Linked DNA regions of Mus musculus: region 2 is linked to region 1. The links are chromatin contacts, found by Hi-C or POLR2A ChIA-PET in ENCODE. All regions are on one chromosome and are shown on one strand. The core of a region is the stretch at or near the end of the contact, and the rest is flanking DNA. Distances in the headings are between cores, read along the strand shown.

Region 1 (6,659 bases), core at 581-3,080:
GAGATTGTGCCTTCCATTTTCACTTTCTCGTGAGAGTAGAGAACCTAAAATCCGCGGGAACAAGGACGGCCTCAGAGGCGGGCGGAAGCGTTACGTTTGGATTTGGTGCTTTAAGAACATGAGTGGTCAAGTAGGGAAAGCAAGGTGGCTCCGTGGGTCATGGTACCTGCCCTGACTGAATGTCGGAGTGCCAAACAACCAAAGGACAGTAACAAAGAAGTACTGGGGGTGGCTGAGGAGAAGGGAAGAGACAGGGAGGAGGGGCAGGAACAGGCAGCAGGTGTCCGCAGCGCCCCCTGCTGGCCCTCACCTGAATGTTTTCCAGCTGGTACTCCAGGTCGCTCCTTTCTGTCTTCAGCAGATCCGCCCGGTCCAGCGCCTCCTGCAGCCCTTGCGTCAGTCTGAAGATGTGGTTCTTCTGCAGGTCCATCTGCTGCTGCAATTTGGCTTGCTGGCGAGACGGAGGGGATGGCAAAAGGCTTGACATCGCACACGGTGCTGCTCTGTTTCCACCCCGGATCCCGTTCCCCAACTGACTTCCCGAGTGATGCAGGAAGTTCCCTTGTGAGAGCAACTCCTCCCAGAATTGCTGGTTGGTCTCTATTCCAAGACAGGAGGACACAGCTGAAAAAGAGGGTCCTAGGACTCCCCTGAAGGCCACATGCCTGTAATTTCATACTGCAAGGCAGCTGATGTCCTGGCCCACGCTCATTCTGTGTTACAAAGGCAGCCATTTTGGCACCTCAGAGCACAGCCCAGAGCTGGTAGCGAAGCAGTGAGAATCAGCTCCATTTGTTCCACTTGGGAGTGTCCTAGACCTCAGTGGGTGATCAGAAAAGCCACTGTACAGGCTGTGTGTGGTGGTGTGCACACCAAGTCACATCAGCCCTAACTTGAAGGTTGGCCCTGCGTATATAAATAGCCACAATTAGAGGATGTATTTCTACAGTGTGGGGACAAAGGAAGAAGGACCTAGCTATTCAACAGGAGCTGGTCAAACCCAAGGAAAAAAATTTGGTTTCACTGGAGAGAGTTTGTGTTGAAAAAAAAAAAAGAAAATCTAATTAAAACGTAAGTCAAGCAGCTCCTGTCTAAATGTGTGCCGTCCAGGGAGACCCTGTTTGATTTCATGTACCCCAGGTGATCGTGTCACCACAGCTACTGCAGTCTTTCCTGGTGGGCTAGACTCTGCAGACTAAGGGAAAGCAAGTTAAGAAAGCAAAATACACATCATCGTGGGTGCTTTCAAACAGTCCAAGGCTGACACCCCAAGTCCCCAACCCCCACAGAGTGAGAGGCACAGTGGCCTCAGAGCTGGCTGGCCCTGGCCCTCTTCATTCCCTGCTTCCTGCCTGTGCCTTGCTCCCCATCTCTATGGTAACGACTGCCAGAGGCATGGAGCTGTGTTAAGTAGAATCTGGACCCTGCTTAGATCCTGACTCTGTCACACGAAAGCTGCAGTGCCCAGGCTTCCTTCTTCCCGAGTGGATGGTGTACCCTGCCTCCCCAGGTGACAGTGTCTGTCACGCACAGTAGGTGCTCATGTAGATGTTGGCAGTCTGTGTCTGTCCTTCTTCCTTCTCTTCTTCCCCATCTGCCTTTCTTGCCAGCCCAGCCCAGCTGCACTTAGCACCCGAGATGGCTCAACTTAATTAATGCTCGGCTTTGAGGGAAGGGGGTTAGTGGTGCGTATCTGGGAGTCTTGGAGCTGAGTTCCCAGGAAGTTAGATCTTAGGCACTCTGGCCTGGTGGACCTTTGATGGAGTCCCAGTATGACACTGGTAGCCTGAGGAGGGGCTAAGTGACAGGAGGCATGGCCTGCGTGGAAGCCAGACATCCTTGGGGACTGTGTCTTGCCATGAACCCTCCGTCTCCTGCTCGCCACTTCCTGGCTGCCGTGGTGTCCACCCCTCTAAAGCCCTCCCCGCAAAGATGGACAGTTCCTCTGAAGCTCTGAGCGGAAATAAACACTTCCTCCTGCAGGCTGGCTCAATCATGTATCTGACCCAACACAGAGCGAAGTCACTCCTGAGGCGCATAGCTTAGCATTCTAAAATAAAGCAAAGTCCTATTTAAAAAAGAAAGAAACCAGTTAAGAAGGACGCTGCCTTGAAGGGAAGTTTTGGTCCCGTGAAGTTCAAGTGATTTCCTCCCTTCCTTTCCTCCACTGTTTTAGGAGGACATTAATTAGCAAGCAGGAACCAAGAGAAACATGTCACAGGCACAAATGATCCACCTGGTGACAGCTGGGCCAAAAATATTTCTTTACACTAAACACATCCATGCTCCACTGGCTCGCCGGGAAACAGGCTGTTTATTTACTATAATCAAAGCCAGAGGAAAGGGATCTTTGTTCTCCGTGGACTATTGCGCAAAGCCATCTATCTATCTGCTGCCCGGAGAGAGACTAAGCGGGGTGTGCTTGCGGGCCAGGGCTCCCTGGGGACGTGGACCTTGGTGATGTGCTTAGACCTGTCCCGAGCACTTTATGAGAGCGACAGGAAACTGAGAGGTGGCTGGTGACAGAACTGGAGCATGAACAACTGGAGGGAGCAGGAAGGATGGGTTGGAGCGAAGGAGAAACGGTTTGGTAGGACGGCATTTTCACAACATCAGCTGAGTAAGTATGGGGTGGGAAGACGCTCGAGGACAAACTTTGTGGACCAACAGGCATGATTTCGTAGGTTAAGGGCCTCAATGGCACAGTAACTCAAAGAGCCAAGTGACTGTCAGGATTTGTTGAGCTGGAGTGAGAGATGGAAATCCTTCACTACATAAGGAGCACACACAGACCATGCTAGTGCCACGCAGGGGACAAGAAAGAACACAGGTCTCCCATGGGGTTCCTGCAAGAACAATACAAACAAATTCATGCATGGTACTAAGACACCTGGTAACTGTGTTAGTGACAGACATTTGTTGTTCATGAGTGTGTGTGTGTGTGTGTGTGTGTGTGTGTGTGTGTGTGTGTGTGTGTTGGTTTTTGACTTCTTTGTTTTTGTTTTGTGTATGTTGGACTTTTATCTTTTGTTCTGTTGGGGGTTGGACCCCAGCCCTTTAGACATTGGGCAATTAACAACTCAGCCAGAAAAGCCACATTCCCATGCATAGCGTGGGGCTGGAAAGACAGCTCAGTGGTAAGAGCTCTTGATGCTCTTCTACAGGACTTGAGCTCTGTTCCCAGCATCCACGTCAGGCAGCTCACCACTGCTTATCACTCCAGGTCCAGGGGAATTCAATGTCCTCTCTGGCTCCCATAGGCACCCACACACATACGGACAGGCACATACGCGTCAATAAGAATAAAAGCAAATTTGACTATTAATATTGATTCCTGATACTATACTAGCTTCAAAGTACTTGGCAGCCGTATGCTTTTCAAAATAAGAAAAGGATTTTCTAGGAATTAAGGGTTGCTGGAAACAAGGAAGTGATGTCCATGTTCCCTGTGTGACGAGCTGGGGCGGGGACCTTCCTCCCTGTGTCGGAAACAAACCAATGGGTGAATGAACCCTCATCTCCAGCAGGACTTCTAAAGGGCTGAGGTGGGAGAAAGAACCACTGTAAAACCTGCCAGGGAGAGTCGGTCATGAGAGGGATTTGAGCTGGGCAACATTAAAAGTTCCAAAGTCTGTCTCTTTTCAAAGTCTCTGTCCCTTGAAGACAGCCCTTTGGGTGTGGCCAAACTTATGAAGCACACACCATAACCCAGCATCCCAACATGTTCTGACTGGTAAGAGTTACTTTTTTTTTTTTTTTTTTTTGCCTTGTAATGGTTTTTGATGATGTGTGAGAGTTCCAGTTCAGATCGATATTGGCCAGATGTCTATTCAAATATCTATCCGGAGTGTTCTCAGCCCGAGTGAGAAGGTGGGGCTGAGTCAGGCTTCAGCATGCTATTCCTGGCTTTGCCACTGAGTCACCGTGTAACCTTGGACTAAGCGTGGAGCTGTCCGGGCCAGCCTGCCCTCTGCAGATGGGAAGTGGGACACTCGGGAGCCTTGATTATGTCTATCCTGCTTCTGTTTCCCCACATGCGGGAACAGAATGGGGGAACATTGCCTATTCATCCCAGAGAAAGGACCACCTGGCAGATTGACGGGTCCTATTGCAGGTCAAGCACTCGCAATAACAAACCCCCAAATTTAGAAATGCTCCCAATCCCAAAATTTCTTGAGTAGAAAAATGCCACAACTGATCTCATGTGATAGGCACAGTCAAAACGTGGGCCGTTAAAACCACCAGGCAAAGACTTGGGGTACAGCCTGGGATAGAGTGCTTACCCAGTCCCGGGTTCAAGCCCCAGAACCGCATGCAGTAACGGTCTAACATCACTCCTGCTCTATGTATGTGCGGCGCATATGATGTAAGGGGGAATTTCATGTTTATACTTGGGTCCCATCTCCAAGAGATCTTTGAAATGCCTCTGCCGTGCCTCCGCAGCACTGGAGTCTGAGACAAGCCACTGCACCACAGTGGATCCCAACCCAGGTAGACCCCATGTTGTATGGCAAGCAGGTCACCAGCTGTGCCATCGCCCCACCCCCCATTATAGTGTGCTTGGTGGCATTAAGGACGGTCACACGAACACACTGCTGCACACCTGACACTACCACCTGTCTCCAGAACTTCCCCAAGCGCCCAGCTATGGCTTTTAAGGTGTGATTTTATAAGACACCGTGTGTAAGCAGACTGAGATCCGCAATCTTTTCCCTACTTCCCTCAGACAGAACAGTATGGCCCAGTTACAGCCACCAGCAGGGCACCCGGAGAGCTCTGTCCATGTTGATTATCCTGGGATTCTGGCTAACTGAACTATGAGGCTCACTGGGGTCTGGACAGAGCCTTCTCGAGCCCATCTTTTCACTGGGTATCAACAGGAAGGACATTTGCCCTTGGAGGTCAGGCTAAGTGAGAAGGCAGAATCTGCGACTCTGGGCGGGAGACTCTGGATGGGGAAAGGAGGTCCTCACCAATGGACACAGCAATGCTCAGTTCTGAGGAGAAAAGCCAGGGAACGGAAGGAGGGGTGCGCTGGGAGAGCAGCTTCAGCTTGGCACCCCGAGTCTCAAGATCCAGAGAACTCTTTTTCAACTGAATTAAGTCCAGGTTCAAAAGCCATTCGTGACATTTGGTACTTAAAATCTGGCCACGCTTTTGCCCTGTGTAGGGAGCTAATCGGCATGGACCTTCCACCAACTCCGAACTTAACTGTCAACTCTACAGACAATCCAACTCAATACTCACTCAGCCATTGCTCAATGAACCTCTCTGTTGGGCGTATACTTACTGTGATGAAGTGTCACATCGGAAGACACAAGCACCAGAGATGCTCTGGCCTCTGAGAGACACTCTTACTGTGTCAAGCTTTAGAAAGTGTTCTACACTCCCCTTACTCTACCTCAAAAATTGTAGTTCTAAAATGTCTAATTTGGCTCCAATCACCTGAATATAACATAACAGATTTCCTCTTTCAAAACCTTATGAGGAGCGGGGGTGGGGGGGTGGGGGGGTGGTGGTGGTGGTGGTGGTGTGTGGGGGGACGGGACGGGACGGGACGGACACTCAGTGGGTAAAAAAATTCTTCCTATGCAAGAAGGAGCACCTGAGCTGGAACCTCTGCCATTCGCCCAAACACTGGGTGTAGCTGTGGATGTCTGGAACCCCAGGGTGGGGGCCTGGAACCTCAGGGTGGAGGCAGAGGCACCCAGATTTCTTGAGCTTGCTAGTCTAGCCAAAATGCCGAGCTTCCATTTCAATGAGAGGCTGCATCTCATGGTAATAAAGTGGACAGCAACAGACAAGTCACCAACATGCTTCCTCTGTCCTCTGCATGTGTAAGCACGTGGGCACATAACACCCCCACACGTATGTAAGACACATGTATGTGACACGTGCACACATACACATGTATGTCACACACATGTATGTAACTCACGCACAGGTGTCACCACCTAGGTGGCTCACACTCACCTCCTCCAGAAGCCTCTGTTTGAGCTCCCGCTCTGTCTCTAGTTTCTGCTGTAAGCTCCGGGCGTTCATCTCCAGCATGGCGTGCTTCTTCTCCAGGTCGTTGAGCTGTGTGTTTGGAAAAATTGGTCATGATGGTACATTTGGGTATGTTAAGAGACTGCAGACTTTTTTGAGATGTCCCTAAACCTTCACACATAAAGATATCCAAGGTATAAAAGTCACAAGTTTTCATTTGGGGAGAGAACAAATAGTCCACGTGACAGATATCCAAGGTATAAAAGTCACAAGTTTTCATTTGGGGAGAGAACAAATAGTCCACGTGACAGACGTGAGCACGGGAAACCCTGTGTCACCAGAACAAGCTTTTTTTTTTCTTTTGGTTTTTCGAAGACAGGATTTCTCTGTATAGCCCTGGCTGTCCTGGAACTCACTCTGTAGACCAGGCTGACCTCGAACTTAGAAATCTACCTGCCTCTGACTCTCAAGTGCGAGGATCAAAGGGCGTGCGCCACCACTGCCCGACCAGAACAAGCTTTAAGAATGTGGCTGCTCAATTTGCCTGCCACACTTTGTCTGAATTTAATTAAATAAACATATTCTTGGGGCTTATTACATGTTGATGGGGAGATGGTCAACTCCTCCCAAGGATCTTATATCTGGGCCAGAAAGGCAGAGAGGGTGGCTAC
Region 2 (7,223 bases), core at 3,911-6,410, 46 kb before region 1:
TTATGGGGGAGGGGAGGTTCAAGAGGAACACTTCGATGGATTACTAGGGACTAGGGCATGCATTAGAAGTTATCAACACCATGGACAGAGAGATTAGCAACCACATGGTGGGGCCTGAGAGGAGAGTCCCATCCCCAGCAGCAGAGACAGACAAACGGCGTGGCGTGGACACATGGCAGACTTGTAGGCTCTCCCTATGGCTTTCTGAGATGGAGGGGAGGCGTCACCGCACAAACCTGCAGCCAAGCTCAAATCAGGGAGGGGTGGGGGAGCCTGGGGAGAAGAGGCAGGAAGTGTGCTTACCAATGCCCTCTTTGATATAAGCTCACTACCCCTGTGAGAGAAAGAACCCAGCAACAGGAAGTCTGTTAGCCAGGGACTCACAGATAATGCCTCTGTGGCGTGCCAGTGGGTATCCGTGAGAGGGGAAGGCTGCTGGGTTCTGATATTACATCCTCATAAGTACTATGGGAAAACTCTTTAAAAGCTCATGGTTTGTGGTCTATGCTGGTTTTTGTAATTGTGTCGTCGTGGCAACCATTTGCAAAGCATCCCAAGTACTTCTGCCGCTCTGAAGCCCCACCCGGATTCTCCCTGACTTTATGGGAAGGTAACTTTTCATCCCAATGGCTACTTGAAGTTAGGAAAATGGGCCTGTGCCTCCTCTCAGAGAGACAAATACGGCTCAGGGGAAGACCTCCCTCACTGTGTGGAGCCTGGTTGTTCTGCTCAGAGCAACAGCTGAAGGAGACCCAGATCTTAGGAAGTGAGCTGAGACATTAGAAACAAAGAAACAAACAAGCCTCAAGTATCTTTAGGCAACTACTTTTTTAGGTTTTAAAAGATTTTATGGAGAGTGTATGTGAATTGTGTGTCAATGTGTATGCATGTGTGTATATGTCTGTGTGTATATAACTGTGTGTGAGAGTACGGGTATGAGATCTGTATGAGTATGTGTGTATATCTGTGTGTATGTCAGTGTGTGTGATATGTGTGTGTATAAATTGTGTGTGTGAGTCTGTGAGTGTATGTATATGTGTGTGTATATGTCTCTGTGTGAGTTTGTATGTATGTATGTATCAGTGTGTGAGAGAGTGTATGTGTCTGTGTGTGAGTGTGTGTGTGTACATGTATGTATGTGTCAGTGTGTGTGAGTGTGTATGCTCACATATGCAGGCACACTTGCAGGTTCCCAAGGAGGCCAGAAGAGAATGTTCAGCCCCCCTGCACTGGACTTACAGGTAATTTTGAACAACCCTACACAGGTGCTTGGGAACTGAACTCAGGTCCTCTGGAAGAGCAGCTGTGCTCTTAACCCCTGGGCCGTCTCTCCTGACCCAGACATCTTTTTCCCTCTCTTCATCAGAAGTGACCACAGTAAAACAGGGAGCCACTGAAACCCCCACTCCCTCCCTACCTCAGGGCACACCAGACAAGTGTTTCTACCGTCCACTCCATGACCAGATGTTCACAAAATGGATGCTCACAGGATGCTCTCTCCACGGTGAGGTGGCTCTTAGTGCTCTCCGCCCCACTGAAGGGAAAGGTTACTATGTGTGTCTCTGATTCAGGCATAGGAAATCAACTCATTGCTCTTTGCTGAAGCTGCAAACTCCAACACACTGCCTCATTCTGCTTTGTACCAGACAGTGCTGGCAGAGCTTTATTCTACCTGAGATCCCCTATGTGGCTGGTTACCTCTGCTTAGCTCACATGCTTCTGACCTTCTCTGTGTTCCCAGGAGAATCCATAGTGCCTCTACTTATTTCCCAGAATCCTCTCTTTCAGCCAGGGTCCCATCTCCTATTTCCTGCCTCAGCTCATTGGCCATAGGTTTTGTTTTGTTTTGTTTTTTTTATTGACAGATATTGCTTATACGAGGTTCTCTCTACAATCTTCACAATATTCTGATGATTAAAATGTCTCTTTAAAAATACAGAGTGAGGTGCTGGAGAGATGGTTCAGCAGTTAAGAGCACTGACTTGGGGCTGGAGAGATGGCTCTGTGGTTAAGAACACTGACTGCTCTTCTAGAGGTCCTGAGTTCAATTCCCAGCAACCACATGGTGGCTCACAACCATCTGTCATGGGATCTGATGCCCTCTTCTGGTGTGTCTGAAAGCAGCAATGGTGTACTCATAAATAAAATAAATTAAAAAAAATAATTTAGCCGGGCGTGGTGGCACACGCCTTTAATCCCAGCACTCAGGAGGCAGAGGCAGGTGGATTTCTGAGTTCAAGGCCAGTCTGGTCTACAAAGTGAGCTCCAGGACAGCCAGGGCTAAACAGAAAAACCCTGTCTCGACAAAAAAAAAAAAAAAAAAAAAAAAAAAAAAGAATTTAGAGTGATTCCCTGAAATTTATTTATGGGTAGCATTGTTTTTTGGCAGGTGATGAGCTACTTCTAATTCTAGGAGAAAAGGGAGAAAAGATATTATTTATCAATTGTTACATTGTTCTCTCTTTCTCTCAGTTTGTGTCTGGGGATTGAACTCGGGTCATCAGGATACAAGCATCTATACCACTGAGCCATCTCTCCAGCCAGCACCTTTGATTCTGTGTTGATTGTTCCTGTTGGAAAGAGGCTAGAGTCAGCCCATGAGGTATACAAACCAGACAGCACAGTCTTGAGAAGAGGGTTCAGCCAAGATCTCAGTGCTCACTTGCCTTCTGTAGCGGGCATCCCCGCAAGCAGAGCTCACTTGTGCAATCCCGGGAACTGGGCTGTCTTGTTGGCTGGAAAACACAAGATCTTCCGGCTATGCACGTGGGTGTCTGGGTATCACCGGATGGTGCTTTCACTGTTATCTGAGTAAGAGCAGAAGTCTGGAGGCTGTCCGGGCACATCAAAGCATGTGCAGAGCTCAGATAAAGGCCTTCTGGTTGCGCCCTCCTCATTGCCTGCGGGAGAACGTGGGGACCATGCTCATCCCGGAACGTTCAACGGGTTCAGATTTCATGGAGTAAACTCAACCTTGTTGGTCGTTGGTTCCAGAAAATTCTCCTTGGCCCTCACTCAGCCCTTCTCCTAGCTCAGAGAGAATTCCTTCCGAACTGCGCCTTTACCTTCCTGTGGTCCACCCCTCCTCTGTAAAGATTCCTTTACACTTGGAGCATCTCTTATTTTTGCTCACAGCCTCACTGGCAAATAAATAAAGAGAAGTATATAAACACACAAGCTAAGAAGCAAAACTCTCTCTTCTGTTTATTCCTTTTTCGTTCTCACAATCTATGGGGTTTGCTATGCATCCTTCCAGAACTTTCCATCTTCAAAAAGGACGGTGCTGATTAAAAAAAAAAAAAAAGCCACACCCATTGAGTTGCATTCTAGAGTCAAGCGGTAACCACACTACTCTCGCACTGTTATAAAGTGAGTCACAAAGCAGGCCTCTAAGATAGCTATTTAGGGGCCATTTCCCAATAGACCCCATGATGGAACTTCTTAAATGGTAAATTTGGAATCTGAACTCAGTCGGGCTGACTGCAGAGCCAGGCTGAGGCTTGGCTTTAGAATGTGGAATGTTAGAACGTCTCTTCATGCTCACTCACACAATGCTGGCGATAAAATATTTTAAAACATGCGTCTTAGCATTAGTATAGTGGTTAGAATCAATGCTTCAGGAAAGCATGCTCGTATATCATTTTCATGTGTGAATTTTTATTGAAATCCACTAGAAATTGTCCATAAATTTTTAAGTTTCCTTGTAGATAGATACTGTTAAAGTCCCTCTAGAAGACCACATGTCAGACATCGGGGTCCCTGGTTCCCTTAACAAAAATGTGTCACATTGCAGATAATTTAAAATATAGATGTTCACTGGGCAGGGTGGTACACACCATTAATCCCAACACTTGAGTGGGAGGAAGAGGAAGGTGGATCTCTATGAATTCAAGGCTAGCTTGGTCTACAAAGTAAGTTCCAGGACAGCCAGAGCTGTTACACACAGAAACCATGTCTCAAAAAACACACACAAAAACAGAATAACAAAAAAACCAAAACATATGTATGGGTAAATGTAAGACATGACCTAGAAAATCCAATGCAAAGCAAACAAACAAACCCCACAAGACAATGTTGTTGTTGTTTCTTTAAAGGCTGACTGTGAAGCTGAGATCGTTTTATTACAGCAGTCTGTACCTCTGCTGAAACACTAAGCCCTGATACATTTTACACATAATGTGGCCAATGTAGCCCCAAGGCTCTTGCAAAAAGACTTATCAATAGGCACTCAACTTGAAACAAACAACAGAACCCAACTGAGAACGTCAATTTCCCAGAAATCTTAGGTCTTTAAGTTTTCTCAAACACCTGGAAGATGGTCAGCATCCTCCATCCTTAGTCTACAGACAGAAATTACGATTTGGCCACTCTGGAGAGGCCTTCCTTTTGAAGGAGCCCTAGGTTGTCCTAATACATTCAATTGTGAGAGCCAGTGCATCTACGGGAGAGACTTAAACGTGAGGTTCTTTTGTTTTGTTTTGTTTTTTGTTTGGTTTTGGTTTTTTCGAGACAGGGTTTCTCTGTATAGCCCTGGCTGTCCTGGAACTCACTCTGTAGAACACGCTGGCCTCGAACTCAGAAATCCTCTGCCTCTGCCTCCCAAGTGCTGGGATTAAAGGCGTGCGCCACCAATGCCCGGCGCTTTCTCTTTTTTTCCCTTTTCTTCTTCTTGTTTGTTTTGTTTTGTTTTTACGATTATGTGTATGAATGCTCTGCCCTCCCGTATATGTGTGCACCGCCTTGGGCGCCGGGATCCCCTGGAACTTAAACTGCAAACAGTTGTGAGCCACCATGGAAGCGCCAGGACCCGAACCCGGGTACTCTGCAAGAGCAAGCGCTTGCTCCAAGCCGCCGTGGGTTTCGCGTTTCGTAATTCGAGTTACTGGAGAGTAACCAACTTGGAGTGAGGTGGTCGGCGCCATCCATGGCATTCTGGCATTCTCGCTCGCTCGCGCCTCCCGCTGGCCGCTACGAAGCTCGATCTGGTGGCAGCCCCGAACCACCCGCGACCGCTTCGCGCTGAGCAGCAGGGAAGAGGCGGAAACGGAACTGATGTCACCCTAACTCCGAGAGCGCTCCATCCCCAGTGACCACCCTTCCTTCCTTCCTTCGCTGGGCCCGGCCGGAAGCGGAAGTGGCTAAGGGGTGGAGGGGAGTTGCGGGAGGAGTGTCAGGTTACGCTCCGGCTCTGTTCGGAGTTCCAGTCGCGGTCGCCCGAGCCAGGTAAAGCGGAGCTCGGCGGGCGAGCGAGCGCGCGATCCGAGAGGGCGTGACTCGCGATCCCCGGGGGTCCGACCCGGCCTTTCCGGCTTCCTTGTGTCCCTGCAGATTCCCAGCCATGGGCAACACGAGCAGCGAGCGCGCCGCGCTGGAGCGGCAGGCGGGCCACAAGACGCCGCGGAGGGACAGCTCCGGGGGCGCCAAGGATGGGGACAGGCCCAAGATCCTCATGGACAGCCCTGAAGACGCCGACATCTTCCACTCCGAAGAGATCAAGGTGCTGAGTGGAGGGGCGTCGGAGCCCTCTTGACTCACGGGGAGGGTCCCCCTTTGCTGTAGTTCCCGCCACATTCCCAGCGTCACACCTTGGGGGGGGGCGGGGGAGGTGGCTCTGTCATAGCCCTCTTTGCCGTTCTGGGACTTGTGCCTAATTACCGATGGGAGGAGAGTCACCCTGGGCTTGGTTGAACATCATTAAGGAGAAAGCAGCTCAGGGACCGCGTTTGAGATCCTTAATTAATTAAGAGTCGAGCTAAACTGTAATTGAGCACCCGTGTCGACTTTTCTCTTCGGTGTAATTGATTGCGCGGCTTGGAGACACTTCAGGCCGACCGGCTTTTGCAAAAGTTGGGTTGGGAGTTCTAGTGTTCTTTTTGGCGGTAAAACGGGAGCACATACGTTAAGCTGGAAATGAAGTTGACTAGCTGACTGCCAGAGGTGTTTGGTTCTGACAGTTTCAGTCCACCCTGCTCACTTTATTTTAGATCCGGCAATTCCACTGGAGGAGGTCAGTGACCGAGAGTCACTCTGAACGCCAGCCAGCAGCTAATTACCCCCACTTCTCTCCCACGTTACTGAAATAATGCCTTGGACTTTAAGCAGACCAGAGCAAACAGATTTTTGCAGGCCAAGCTGAAAGTTCCTGCCTGAGCCACATTCTCTTAAAACCACAGTGAGGTGGCCAGTGCTTCCGGCTACAGGGCCCCAGTCCAAGGGCATTTGGTGATTCTAGGAGGAAAGAAGCTAATTGCTCAGAATAAACTACATTCAGGAACGTTGGCGCTCACCAGCCTGGTCTCTGTTACTTGCCGGGTTGCCAACTAATCCCCATTACTTAAACAGGCTAATTGCCTGGCCAGCTCACTCCGCTTTCACTCCCCCACCCCCACCCCCTAACTGGGCTACATAACCCACATTACTATTCTCCAGATCTTAATTTTGGGTCTGACTTTAAAAGAGCCTGCTTTTGCCAGGGAGTGGTGGCACAGCACTTTGATCCCAGCACTTGGGAGGCAGAGGCAGGCAGATGTCTGAGTTCGAGGCCAACCTGGTCAACAGAGTGAGTTCCAGGACAGCCAGGGCTACACAGAACACTTGTCTTGTGGCAGGAGCTTGTTTTCTGAGCTTGTTGCATTAGGGGAAAGGTGTGTACCTCGATCTTTAGCGTGTTTCCCGGTTGAGATTGTCCCCACCCCTAGAAGACATTTTTGCCCAAGGCTATTTAAGAGGAAGTAAAAGGTATTTGTGTTGTAGCCTGTGTATATTGGCAGTGCCCTCTGCTCTCTTTGCAGTGAACTGAGTAAACTTACTTTTTAAAAAGAAATGGGCGATGTGGTGCTGTTCTCTTCAGGGTCAGGGAGGAAGGACTTAGCTGACGTCCTTTCTCTTTTCATCTGTAGTGGCTGATGGATCGAGTCAGGGGTTCTTCCTGTTACCCCAGTTCAGCACTGGAGCTACAGTTACTTGTCCTCTAAAGCGGTGGCTCTCAACCCGTGGGCCGCCACCCTCTTGGAAGCCAACAGACCCTTCACAGGGGTCGGCACCCCAGACCCTGCATGTCGGATATTTGTATTATTACGATTCGGAACCGTAGCAAAGTTACAGATACGAAGTTGCAACCAAATCGTCTTATGGTTGGGGGTCACCACAACATAGGGGACCGTATTAAAGGGGCGCAGCGTTAGGAAGGGTGAGAGCCCCACAGCTCTCAAGCAAACCCTGCT

The links. Hi-C counts contacts between places; a loop is a spot of excess contacts on that map. ChIA-PET counts read pairs that join two places held with the same protein, here RNA polymerase II (POLR2A).
Region 2: a map of heart shows a loop between it and region 1 (5-fold over the local background). The contact joins the promoter of Prkab1 here to the enhancer-like site in region 1. A Hi-C loop is called at or near these places in 7 of 37 maps with a recorded cell type or tissue (Patski, adrenal gland, gastrocnemius and 1 more). POLR2A ChIA-PET finds 5 or more read pairs at or near these places in 3 of 5 experiments (Patski and embryonic stem cell).

The regions. Positions count from the first base shown.
Region 1 is chr5:115,973,147-115,979,805 of GRCm38, reverse strand. Cit (citron) reads right to left here. Exons shown (of 47, transcript NM_007708.3): 27 at 5,974-6,078; 28 at 311-451; 29 at 1-44. Among named protein-coding and RNA genes, the nearest start is that of Prkab1, 48 kb to the left of the region's middle. Within about 2 kb of position 1,830, at least 1 of the 3 ENCODE cell types and tissues checked has a DNase peak (open chromatin) inside an H3K27ac peak, as active enhancers do; it is heart, where a contact is called at or near this core.
Region 2 is chr5:116,022,365-116,029,587 of GRCm38, reverse strand. Prkab1 (protein kinase, AMP-activated, beta 1 non-catalytic subunit) reads left to right here and starts at 5,160. Exons shown (of 7, transcript NM_031869.2): 1 at 5,160-5,497. The coding sequence starts at 5,339. It overlaps Gm13842 (predicted gene 13842), which reads left to right and starts at 347. Exons shown (of 2, transcript NR_165276.1): 1 at 347-610; 2 at 2,473-3,177.